Linked DNA regions of Homo sapiens: region 2 is linked to region 1. Evidence: read pairs that join two places in POLR2A ChIA-PET (ENCODE). Cell type or tissue: OCI-LY7. All regions are shown on one strand. Links, peaks and the distances in the headings refer to the core of each region. The heading gives the core; the rest is flanking DNA.

What was found. ChIA-PET counts read pairs that join two places held together with the same protein. Peaks named below come from ENCODE experiments on the same cell type or tissue, not always from the same donor. Only the 100,000 strongest peaks of a DNase experiment are listed, where the experiment ranks them.
Region 2: POLR2A ChIA-PET joins it to region 1 with 11 read pairs; 3 of 35 experiments call an interaction of 5 or more read pairs at or near these places.

Annotation. Positions count from the first base shown.
Region 1 is chr7:143,306,172-143,311,551 of GRCh38, reverse strand. It overlaps CASP2 (caspase 2), which reads right to left. Exons shown (of 11, transcript NM_032982.4): 11 at 3,856-5,380. Among named protein-coding and RNA genes, the nearest start is that of CLCN1, 7.2 kb to the left of the region's middle. In OCI-LY7, for the core only: no CTCF peak of the experiment used is centred there; no DNase peak of the experiment used is centred there.
Region 2 is chr7:143,010,690-143,016,069 of GRCh38, reverse strand. No RefSeq gene overlaps it. Among named protein-coding and RNA genes, the nearest start is that of OR9A2, 14 kb to the left of the region's middle. In OCI-LY7, for the core only: no CTCF peak of the experiment used is centred there; DNase peaks (open chromatin) are centred at 779 and 2,359; H3K4me3 peaks cover 2,244 bases; H3K27ac peaks cover 2,612 bases.

The DNA.
Region 1 (5,380 bases), core at 239-5,238:
AAAAGTTTAAAAGCCCATAGGCTTATAGAATTGCTATTTGAAGGAAAATCGTAAAAAGTTGCCATGCAAGATACATGGAGGAGAAGTTTTGTGTTGGGTATAGGTGAAAGAATTTTCTTTCTGGGTTACACCCTTGTTTTCAGACTCTCACGTCTTCCAGTCTGGCCTCCCCAGCATAGTGGGCAGTAAAACCCTTATGTTCTTTAAAGGTGTTTTCAGTCATCACTTTCCCTCTGCATATCCAGGCAGCCATGGAACCCGTGGCCACCTACTTTCTGAAATTTCAGCTAAGCTACAACTTCCTCTGAAGACACTTTGTATTGTATGCCACTGGCGGTCATGTCTCCTCTCCTCTTTATTGTGGCTTGCCTCCTTATTCTTTTTTATTTTTTTTTTTTGAGACGGAGTCTCGCTCTGTCGCCCAGGCTGGAGTGCAGTGGCGCGATCTCGGCTCACTGCAAGCTCCGCCTCCCGGGTTCACGCCATTCTCCTGCCTCAGCCTCCGGAGTAGCTGGGACTACAGGCGCCCGCCACCACGCCCAGCTAATTTTTTGTATGTTTTAGTAGAGATGGGGTTTCACCGTGTTAGTCAGGATGGTCTAGATCTCCTGACCTCATGATCCGCCCGCCTCGGACTCCCAAAGTGCTGGGATTACAGGCGTGAGCCACCACGCCCAGCCAGCCTCCTTATTCTTTAAGCATCCTTAGTCCTTTCCCATCCCCTGCACGTCAGGCTTTCCCTGTAGTATTCGACAGGTCTCCTTCTCCCCCTTCTGGCTTTTCAAACATGATACATTTTCCCCCAAACTCCTACCTAATTAGGACTTAAGATGGAATAAGGTTTGGGTCTCAGTTTCATTCCCACAGCCCAATGGGAGGAATCTTACAGCCCAAAAAAAGGAAGAAAAAAATCCTTCATGCCAGAATAAGTCACAGAAGCAAGGCTGTTAGCATACGCTCAAACTGACAGCTTTGGTTTCACATCCTGACCTCAGTTTCCTCAGAAAGGAAGTAACTAGAGGGTTAAGAAGATAAAATAACACATGCAAAAAAACATGCTATAGGCTGGGTGCGGTGGCTCACACCTGTAATCTCAGCACTTTGGGAGGCCAAGGTGGGTGGATAACGAGGTCAAGAGATTGAGACCATCCTGGCCAACATGGTGAAATCCCGTCTGTGCTTAAAATACAAAAATTAGCTGGGCGTGGTGGCGTGCGCCTGTAATCCCAGCTACTCGGGAGGCTGAGGTAGGAGAATCACTTGAACCCGGGAGACGGAGATTGCAGTGAGCCGAGATCACACCACTGCACTCCAGCCTCACGACAGAGTGAGACCCCATCTCAAAACAAAACAAAAATGTGCTATAGTGTTTGATTCATAGTAAGAACTGTTCACTCATATTAAACTGAAGCTCATTCTGTGAGTTAACATTTATCAAGCATTTTTTATGCATTAACACCATGTGATTTACATGCATCATCACATTTAATCCTCATAGGGACATTGGAAGGTAGACACAATTTTCCTCATTTTCAAATAAGGGAAATTGGGGCTGTGTTAGCTACCTTGATCAAGGTCTCCAATATCTTCAAAGGCAGAGCCGGCATTCAAAATCAGATCTACTGAATTCTAGAGTCCATACCGTTAAAGCTACATTTGTGGCCAGGCGCGGTGGCTCACTCACGCCTATAATCCCAGCACTTTGGGAGGCTGAGGTGGGTGAATCACCTGAGCTCAGGAGTTCAAGACCAGCCTGGGCAACATGGTGAAATCCCATCTCTACTAAAAATACAAAAATTAGCTGGGTGTGGTGGCGTGTGCCTGTAATCACAGCTACTCGGGAGGCTGAGACAGGAGAATCGCTTGAACCTGGGAGGCAGACGTTGCAGTGAGCTGAGATCACGCCATTGTACTCCAGCCTGGGCAACAACAGCAAAATTGTTTCAAAAACAAAAGGGAAAATGACTCCTTCACAGAAGCATGGGGAAGATGAAATGGAAAGCTCCTCTCAATGCCTACAACATACCAAGGACTCAAACAGTTGTAGCTATTATTAATGTCTTCCTCCTTCTCAGATTAGACGTCTTTCCTCTTGTGTTGTGTGTGTGTTTTTTTTTTTTTTTTTTTAAAGATGGGGGTCTCACTATGTTGCCTAGGCTGGTTTTCAACTCCTGGGCTCAAGCAATCCTCTCTCCTTAGCCTCTTGAGTAGCTGGTACTATACGTATGTGTTACTGTGCCTGGCCTCATTCTTTATTTTTTAGAGACGGGGTTTTGCCATTTTGCCCAGGCTGGTCCCAAACTCTTGAGCCCAGGTGATCCACCTGCCTCAGCTTCCCAAAGTGCTGGGATTACAGGCATGAGCCACTGCGCCCGGCCAGTCTGGCACCATTCTTAATATCACAGCTTTGGTTGGGTGTGGTGGCTCATGTCTGTGATCCCAGTACTCTGGGAGGCCGAGGTAGGAGGATCACTTGAACCCAGATGTTTGAAACCAGTGTGAACAACATAGTGAGACCTCATCTCTATTTTATAGAATAAAATTTTAAAAATTAAAAAAAAATCAGCTTTGGTCTGATATTACAGTTTTTCCTTCTTCCTGTTTTCCTTTTCCCTATTAGAGGAAACAGGATGGAGGAGGGCAGCAGAGGGCAGCCCCCAGCTCTGGGAGGGGAATAATTTTAGAAGAGAATCCTCTGGCAGAGGTAAGCAGAAGGGAGCAGAGCTGTGAAATTCAACCTCATACCCTTATTCAAGGGCAAGGGGGTTGGGGGGCGGGGAGGACATGGAATCCAGTTCAGAGATACTGCTCTGTAATTCTCAAACATATCACACCACTGAAAATGCTTCCTATCCTGAAAATGGGTATTTATCTTACTTCCACTATTTCCATAATTTCTTCGCCTGTCCTAGATTTTGTATCCTTCCCTTGAGGCTATCCCATGGTTGTTTTTCTTGCAGTACAACCAACCAGTTTCAGTCCATTTTTCATGCCCTTTTGTCTCCAGTGTTCTGTACCAAATTCTGCTCTATCTGCCGAGGTGCTTCAGCTCACCTCAATCCCCTTCTGCTCTTCCTAGACTGCCATACCCTTCTCTGTATGACTCAACAATATTTCCAGCTCCCACAGCTGTTTCCTACCAAACAAAAAAGTTTTGTTTCTGGTTTGTTATAGGTGGCTCATACCTATAATCCTAGCACTTTGGGAGGCCGAAGCGGGCTGATCACTTGAGGCCAGGAGTTAGAGACCAGCCTGGCCAACATGGTGAAATCCCGTATTTAAAAAAAAAAGTTTTGTTTCCTACCAAAACTTCTGTACAAAGTTCCTACAGAACATTCCATCTCTTGCCAAATTCCATGGCCCATCTGCACCTGCACTTACCTCTCAGGCATATCCTTTAGATACAATGCACCCCCAAAATATCCCAACTTACACAAATTCATTGCTTTGATCTCTTCTATGCTGCACTAGAATTCTCTTACAATCTATGCCCACTCTAGAAGACCTTAAATGCAACCAGGTAAGAAATGGAATTTTACTATCTTCACTCTCCCATCCTTCTATTCCAGCCCAATCTGTTATGGCAGCCTACATCTCATAGTCTAAATAATCAAGAACCAGCACTGTTTGCTAATAACTTCCATTTCATCTGTGAGAAATCCCAGGACTACGCAAACTGAGATGGGCCCACACCTGCATATATTTACAGGATCACAGCAGCAAAATAAGAAGGGTTTTCAGGTCTGGGTATGCCTTGTGAGGTGGTAAGGAATGCTGCAGTGTAAGGGGCTAAGGAAACGAAATCTGTGGGCTTCAGAGGACTGAGTATCTACAGAAACAGATATTGAGCACACATCAGTAATAAATATGAGCATTTATTTGGCACCCGATGGCAATACAAAATCCTGGCAGTGGGAGTGGAAAGGTTCTCTCTCTCAAATACTTCCATACTATGTCGACCCAAAGGCAGGACTTGGCAGCAAGGCTCACAAACCACCCAAACAAATATTTATTGAGCACCTTGACTACTACAGGCCTAGCATTTTGCTAGGGACCATGGGAGATGTGAAGGAAGTTATCTCACACATGATATGTCTTCAAGGAGCTAAAAATGCCAGTGGATAAAAGCAAAACACATGGAAAAACAAAGTACAAATAATAATCCGTGTATATTGTCAAAAGGAACATTTTATCAAAAGGTAGGATTGTAGCTAAGGTTGGCTTGCCTTCTTCCCTCTTTTATTCAACAAACATTTAATGAAGGCCCACTATGTGCCAAGCACTTGGTACATGATGGTGAATAAAACAAACAAGGTTTCTGCCCTCATTTACAGCCTGGTAGGGGAGACAGAAATGAACAAGTAAAAGTAGCATATATATAAACTGCAATAAATGCAATGAGGGGAAAAGACAAGATGTGGTGACAGACACAGAAGTAGACTGCTCAGGGACTGAAGGGCCCGGGAATTGTCAAGACTTGAGGAAGAAGGACACCACCTGAGTCAAGAGTGGTGGGGGTGGAGAGCTGAGAAGGCCCAGGAAAAGGGCAGGAAAGAGCACAAAATTAGAAGCTGAGAGGAGACCACTCGGGCTGGAGCTTAGCAAGAAATCACCATTTAATGAGGTTCAAGGGGAAGGCAAGAACCAGTTCTCATAAACCAAGGTGAAGAGTTTACATTTTAAATGAGGGGTAATAGAAAGCAGAAGGGTTCTAAGCAGGGGGGTGATCAGATTTATATTTAAACAACCAAATCCTGGCCAGGTGTGGTGGCTCATGCCTGTAAGCCCAGCTATTTGAGAGGCTGAGGCGGGAAGATGGCTTGAGGCCAGGAGTTCGAGACCAGTCTGAGAAACATAGTGAGAACTCACCTTAAAAAACAAAAAACAGCAAACAACCAAAAAAAATTAAAAACCAAAACTACTCTGTTATGTGAGAACAGACTGGAGGAAGAAAGAATGGAAGTTTTTTTTTTTTTTTTTTTAAAAAAAGGTCTTGCCCGGGCGCAGTGGCTCACGCCTGTAATCCCAACACTTTGGGAGGCTGAGGTGGGTGGATCATGAGGTCAGGAGATCAAGACCATCCCGGCTAACATGGTGAAACCCTGTCTCTACTAAAAATACAAAAAAATTAGCCGGGCACGGTGGCGGGCACCTGTAGTCCCAGCTACTTGGAAGGCTGAGGCAGGAGAATGGCGTGAACCCGGGAGTTGGAGCTTGCAGTGAGCTGAGATCGTGCCACTGCCCTCCAGCCTGGGCGACAGAGCGAGACTCTGTCTCAAAAAAAAAAAAAAAAAAAAAAAAAGTCTTAAAGAACAGGGAAGTTGGGAAGTTTCAGATAAGCAGGGATAAAGGTTTCTAGGTTGAAAACAATAACATGTAT
Region 2 (5,380 bases), core at 132-5,131, 300 kb after region 1:
GATATTTGTATGAGGGATAATTCTTCATCTCTTGGTCATTATTTCCAGTATGCCTGGACCATGTGGTCTTGGTAAAACAATTTGTTTGCAACTTTTTCTCCTGAATTTATTTTTTATTGTTCTGAAGGCCATGAACCTGCACGGTTCAAAACTGTTTTGAACAGTTTTCCACAAAATCACCCATACATACATACATATACCCTTTTTCCCTAGATTTACTGGCAATTTCTTTCATATGGTTAACACTAAATACCATTCTTAGAGAAATGACCAGATTTTAAATTTGTTTTCTCTTCTTCACCATTACATAAATACTTGGATGCTCTTTTCCAGAATTAGGGTAAAGGGGATAAAGCTTTTTTCTTTAACTTTTATTTTTGCCTCCTGTTCACTTTTTGAGAATGGGATGTTAGCAGCAGTCCTGAGGACAACAAAAACTTATAATTTAATGAGAATTAACCAGGGATCTAACCCTATACATGCAAACACACAATTTATCTATAGCTTTGACATTTCCTTGATGTTGGGATCTTCTGTCCAGTTGCTTAAGCCAAATCCGTTTGTGTATTAGACTTTTCTCTCCCTAAATATCAAAAAGTTCTGTCTTCTCTTAGGTGACTTTTTGGAACATGTCATGGAATTGGGAGCTGTTGATGCTTCTCTGCCCCACACTCACACTCTAACACCCACCCCCCTGCTACTGTGAGAATTGTCTTCTAAAAATGCTTACAACCTCCCCTTCAGGGAATCACAGTAGGCTGAACAGAAACCACCTCATGCAAATTTATACTCTACCCCTCCCCAAAAAATCCCCACAGCCCGAGGCAGACTGCCTGACAGAGAGATACAAAAAGCCATTCCACTGGTTTCATCACAAGATCACCTCTATGGAGGTCCTATGGGATGTGGCTGAAACCATATCCCGGGTTAGCTCTCTGCCCTTGGCTTATCCTGCTTGCCTTCCTCCCTTTTCCCAGACAGCATTTCTACCATATGTCACTTCCACAGGAATCCCTGTCTCAGGCTCCGCTCCTAGGGAGCCCAATCCAAGTCTCTTGGAAGTGGTTCTAAAAGCAGACAATCTGGAGGTGGGTCACTTGCTGGCAGATGTCAGAGAGAACTGCATCAGCGGAGGTACTGATAGACCCCAGAGCAATGAGATGATGGAGTGAATGCAGTTGTTAAGATTTTCTCCTCTTTGCACCAGTATTTGAAAGGTTCAAGGAAAACAGTAACTATAAGGACTGTGGAATTCAGTCAATGTTTGCTAAGTGCCCCAACATTGTTGAGGAGAGAAAATGACACGCTCAGCTCTACTTAAAGGTATGAGAGTCAGAAAGCTTCTTTGGCAGCAATTAAAGAGACACTCCCTGCAGTCAAAGGGCTGACAAAGTGAAGAGAAGACTCAGAATTGAACTGTAAAAGTAACAGAATTTCAAAGAAGATTCATTCAGTCTAACCAAATCTCCTGTAGCAAAGACTGGCTCATGATAGGGAATGAGTGGGACTCAGTCTTGGTGTAAAGATTTCTAGATAAATGCAGTTGAGAACTTTGAACACCCAGATTTCTCTGAACTCCCTTGGGCTGCAGAAATATCTCATTCCCTTATTGGAAGATATGGCACCCTCTCTTACTTTAGGAATATGCAAAGAGTTCAAATAAAGTTGGTGCCTTACGAGACGATGCTTGTCTTCCTCAGAAACTGCTCCCTCCTCTTCTCCTTCTACCCGATTCATACACAGGGTTAAATATCAACATAAGCTGGGGAAGATCTGAGGCTGCTCACAGAAAAGAGATTTTGTACCCCAGAGCTCCTGCAAGAATGGGCCAATGTGCACTAGCAGGTACTAGGAGAGATGCCTGTGGGTGGATCCAGAGGCCAGTGGATCCAGGGGGTGACTGGAAGATAAAGCTGGATAAGGAAGAGTTTGTTAACATGAAGCCACTCTCCCATCATGCAGGATTTAATACGCTGGCAAGGAGCTTGGAAAATGAGTCAAATATATGCTATTTGCTGACTCATGGAAGCTTGGAAAAAGTAACATCCTTCATTAAATTAAGCGGAGATGCCAAAAATTGCCTTGGAAGACGATAAAGGAAAGGATCAAAAGGCTTAGAAGAGTGGAAATGCTATAATGGATCTACTATGTAAGACCGAAAAGCCTATCGGCTGATCATGTTCCCAAGGAGACCTGGAGGACACTCTGCCTAGCAAGATGATTAAAAAGAATGTGCTGTAAAAGAAAGTATTAGCTGGGGTGGATTATGTTAGGAGCTGCTGTTACAGAACTGAGTTCTCTAGTAGCAAGGGGACATGGATAACTAGAACAGCAGAGGCCAGGTGGCAGTGCTTAACTGTCAGATGCAAAGCGGGTGGACTTACCCTATTGGGCAGAAAGGTTGAACTGGTAGATAGGAGCAGGCTGAATTGCAGGGATCTTTGGAGATGGCTCACAGAACATAGTGTTCTTGAGGCAGGCTGTGTGGGCAGCTAACAAGAGTTCTGCTGAATATACATAACTGAAAGAGATCAAGAATGTAGAAGAAAAAGGCTAAGGACAGTCACCCCACTGGAAAGTCAGGATCCTTTGCCAAATCTCCAGATTTGAGCTAGTCCACAGACCCACGATCTATCAAACGAAAAGGAATCTGAGGCACCAGAGGTAGGGCCCTGCGACACCATGACAAGTATGTCTAGTAGCAGTTCCCCGATTTTTCCCCTACAGCCATCTACATGAGTAACCATCACTGGAGACAGAGGAATATTCAGATATGTCGAGGGCTGTGGTATAGAGTAATATGTGAGTTAAAACTTATTCCCAGAGATCCAAAGCACCATGAATGGGCCTCTTATTAGAGAAATCTACAGGAGTCAGGTAAGGAATGAAGTGCTGATCCAGACGTATCTCACAGTCGTTCCCTCTTTTTTTTGAGACTGAGTCTCACTCTGTCACCCAGGCTGGAGTTCAATGGCATGATCTCGGCTCACTGCAACCTCTGCCTCCTGGATTCAAGCTATTCTCCTGCCTCAGTCTCCTGAGTAGCTGGGATTATAGGCACCCACCACCATGACCGGCTACTTTTTGTATTTTTAGTAAAGACAGGGTTTTACCATGTTGGCCAGGCTGGTCTCGAACTCCTGACCTCAGGTGTTCCACCCACCGTGGCCTCTCAAAGTGCTGGGATTACAGGCATGAGCCACTGCGCCTGGCCTCGTTCCTTCATTTTTTACTTCTTTTCTTCTCCCTTTTCCCCTTTTTACTTTTCTCTTTTCCCCTTCACTTCCACCCCCCATTCTCCCTCTCCTTCTTCCTCTCTCTCTCTCACACACACACGCACACACGCACATACACACTCTGAATGAATACTCATTCAGCATCAGGCCTTATGCTAGGCACTGAGAACTCAGAGATGAAATCCAGCTCATCCATCCAAGAGCTCAGTACAGTGACGGAGAGGGACGAGTCAGTGAACAGCACATGGTCACAAGCACCCCACAGAGGAGTGTGCAGGGGAGCATGGCAGCACAGAGGAGGAACAGCCAACTGGGCCTGGAGGGGGAAATAAGTAACTTAGATAGATATCTACTCATAACTCTCTCCATCTTCCTCATCTCTCCAATTTCCCACTCCAATTTATATCAACACATCATACATTTATTTTAACTCAAGGGAAAAATTATAAAGATAATCCATATAAAGAAGATACTGGCCAATTTATATCATTAGACAAGTCAATCTTTCTAATTAGATGGGGGAGCAAAAGAAGGGTGGATCCCCTGTGGGGGGTATGTTTTATTTCATGTTTGAAAGAAAAGTAAGTATCATCAGGCAGAAAATCTTGGGTCCCCTGCGTCTTACACCCGTTTTCAGCTGGGACTTGGCCCCGCTCAGCGTTAATCTCTTGGCATGCATTTCTAGTCACGTTAAATAGACATTTCATAGAAGACTCAGCTGATGTTAAGTCAACCATGAGGACATTCAGAAAGCGATCTTACAAGCAAGAACTCCCCGCTCAGGAGTTGGGATTTCAGAAGGTAACCAGCTTCTGCCAGGTTATTTTCTTTCTTTCTCACGGATGAGCTACTTTCCTGAAGCCTCCCAGAACACTTTAAAATTTGATCAGAAAACTACTCTGGAGAGGCTATAAGTGCAGAAGAGTAGCTTTCTCAGAGGCCCAGATTCTTTCCCCTGAATTTCGTCTCATCATTGGAAAACAATTCGTGGAAAAACATGGAATTTACAGCCAGACTTAGGCCCAAGTCTCAGCTCTACCCATTCTGAGTTGTATGAGCTTAGGTCAGGTATCCACTCCTGTGACTATGAGAGGGACCACTTCTTAGGAGATGAAGAACATAAAAAATACAGGAGCAGGTTCACATCTGGCCATAAGGAGCAGGTTCACATTTAAGGAGCAAGTTCACATCCGGCCATAAGGAGGAGGTTCACATTTAAAGGAGCAGGTTCACATCTGGCCATAAGGAGCAGGTTCACGTTTAAGGAGCAGGTTCACATTTAAGGAGCAGGTTCACATCCGGCCATAAAGAGGAGGTTCACATTTAAAGGAGCAGGATCACATCTGGCCATAAGGAGCAGGTTCACATTTAAGGAGCAGGTTCACATTTAAGGAGCAGGTTCACATCCGGCCATAAGGAGGAGGTTCACATTTAAAGGAGCAGGTTCACATCTGGCCATAAGGAGCAGGTTCACATTTAAGGAGCAGGTTCACATTTAAGGAGCAGGTTCACATCCGGCCATAAAGAGGAGGTTCACATTTAAGGAGCAGGTTCACATCCGGCCATAAGGAGGAGGTTCACATTTAAAGGAGCAGGTTCACATCTGGCCATAAGCTTCAGAGGTGGAAGAGCCATCTGAGATCATCTACACTTTTCTTTGATCTTTGGATTTCTTTTTTCTTTGAATTTGGACAATAAATCATTGGTTACATGGTTAGTCATGTCCGTGCTAGGAATTGAGCTTGGGTCTGCTGAATGACAAAACAGAAGGTAGACTAGGGAGGAAACAGTGCAAGGGAAAGAACACACATATCTATTCTTTTTTTTTTCTTTGAGTTGGAGTCTCGCCCTGTTGCCCAGGCTGGAGTGCAGTGGTGCAATCTCGGCTCACCACAACCTCCGCCTCCTGGGTTCAAGTGATTCTCCTGCCTCAACCTCCCAAGTAGCTGGGAATACAGGCATGCACCACTGCACCCGGCTAATTTTTATGTTGTTAGTAGAGACGGGGTTTCACCACGTTGGCCAGACTGGTCTCGAACTCCTGACCTCGTGATCCACCTGCCTCAGCCTCCCAAAGTGCTGGGATACAGGTGTGAGCCACTGCGCCCAACCAAGAAAACATATATGGATTATTTTCCCTTCCC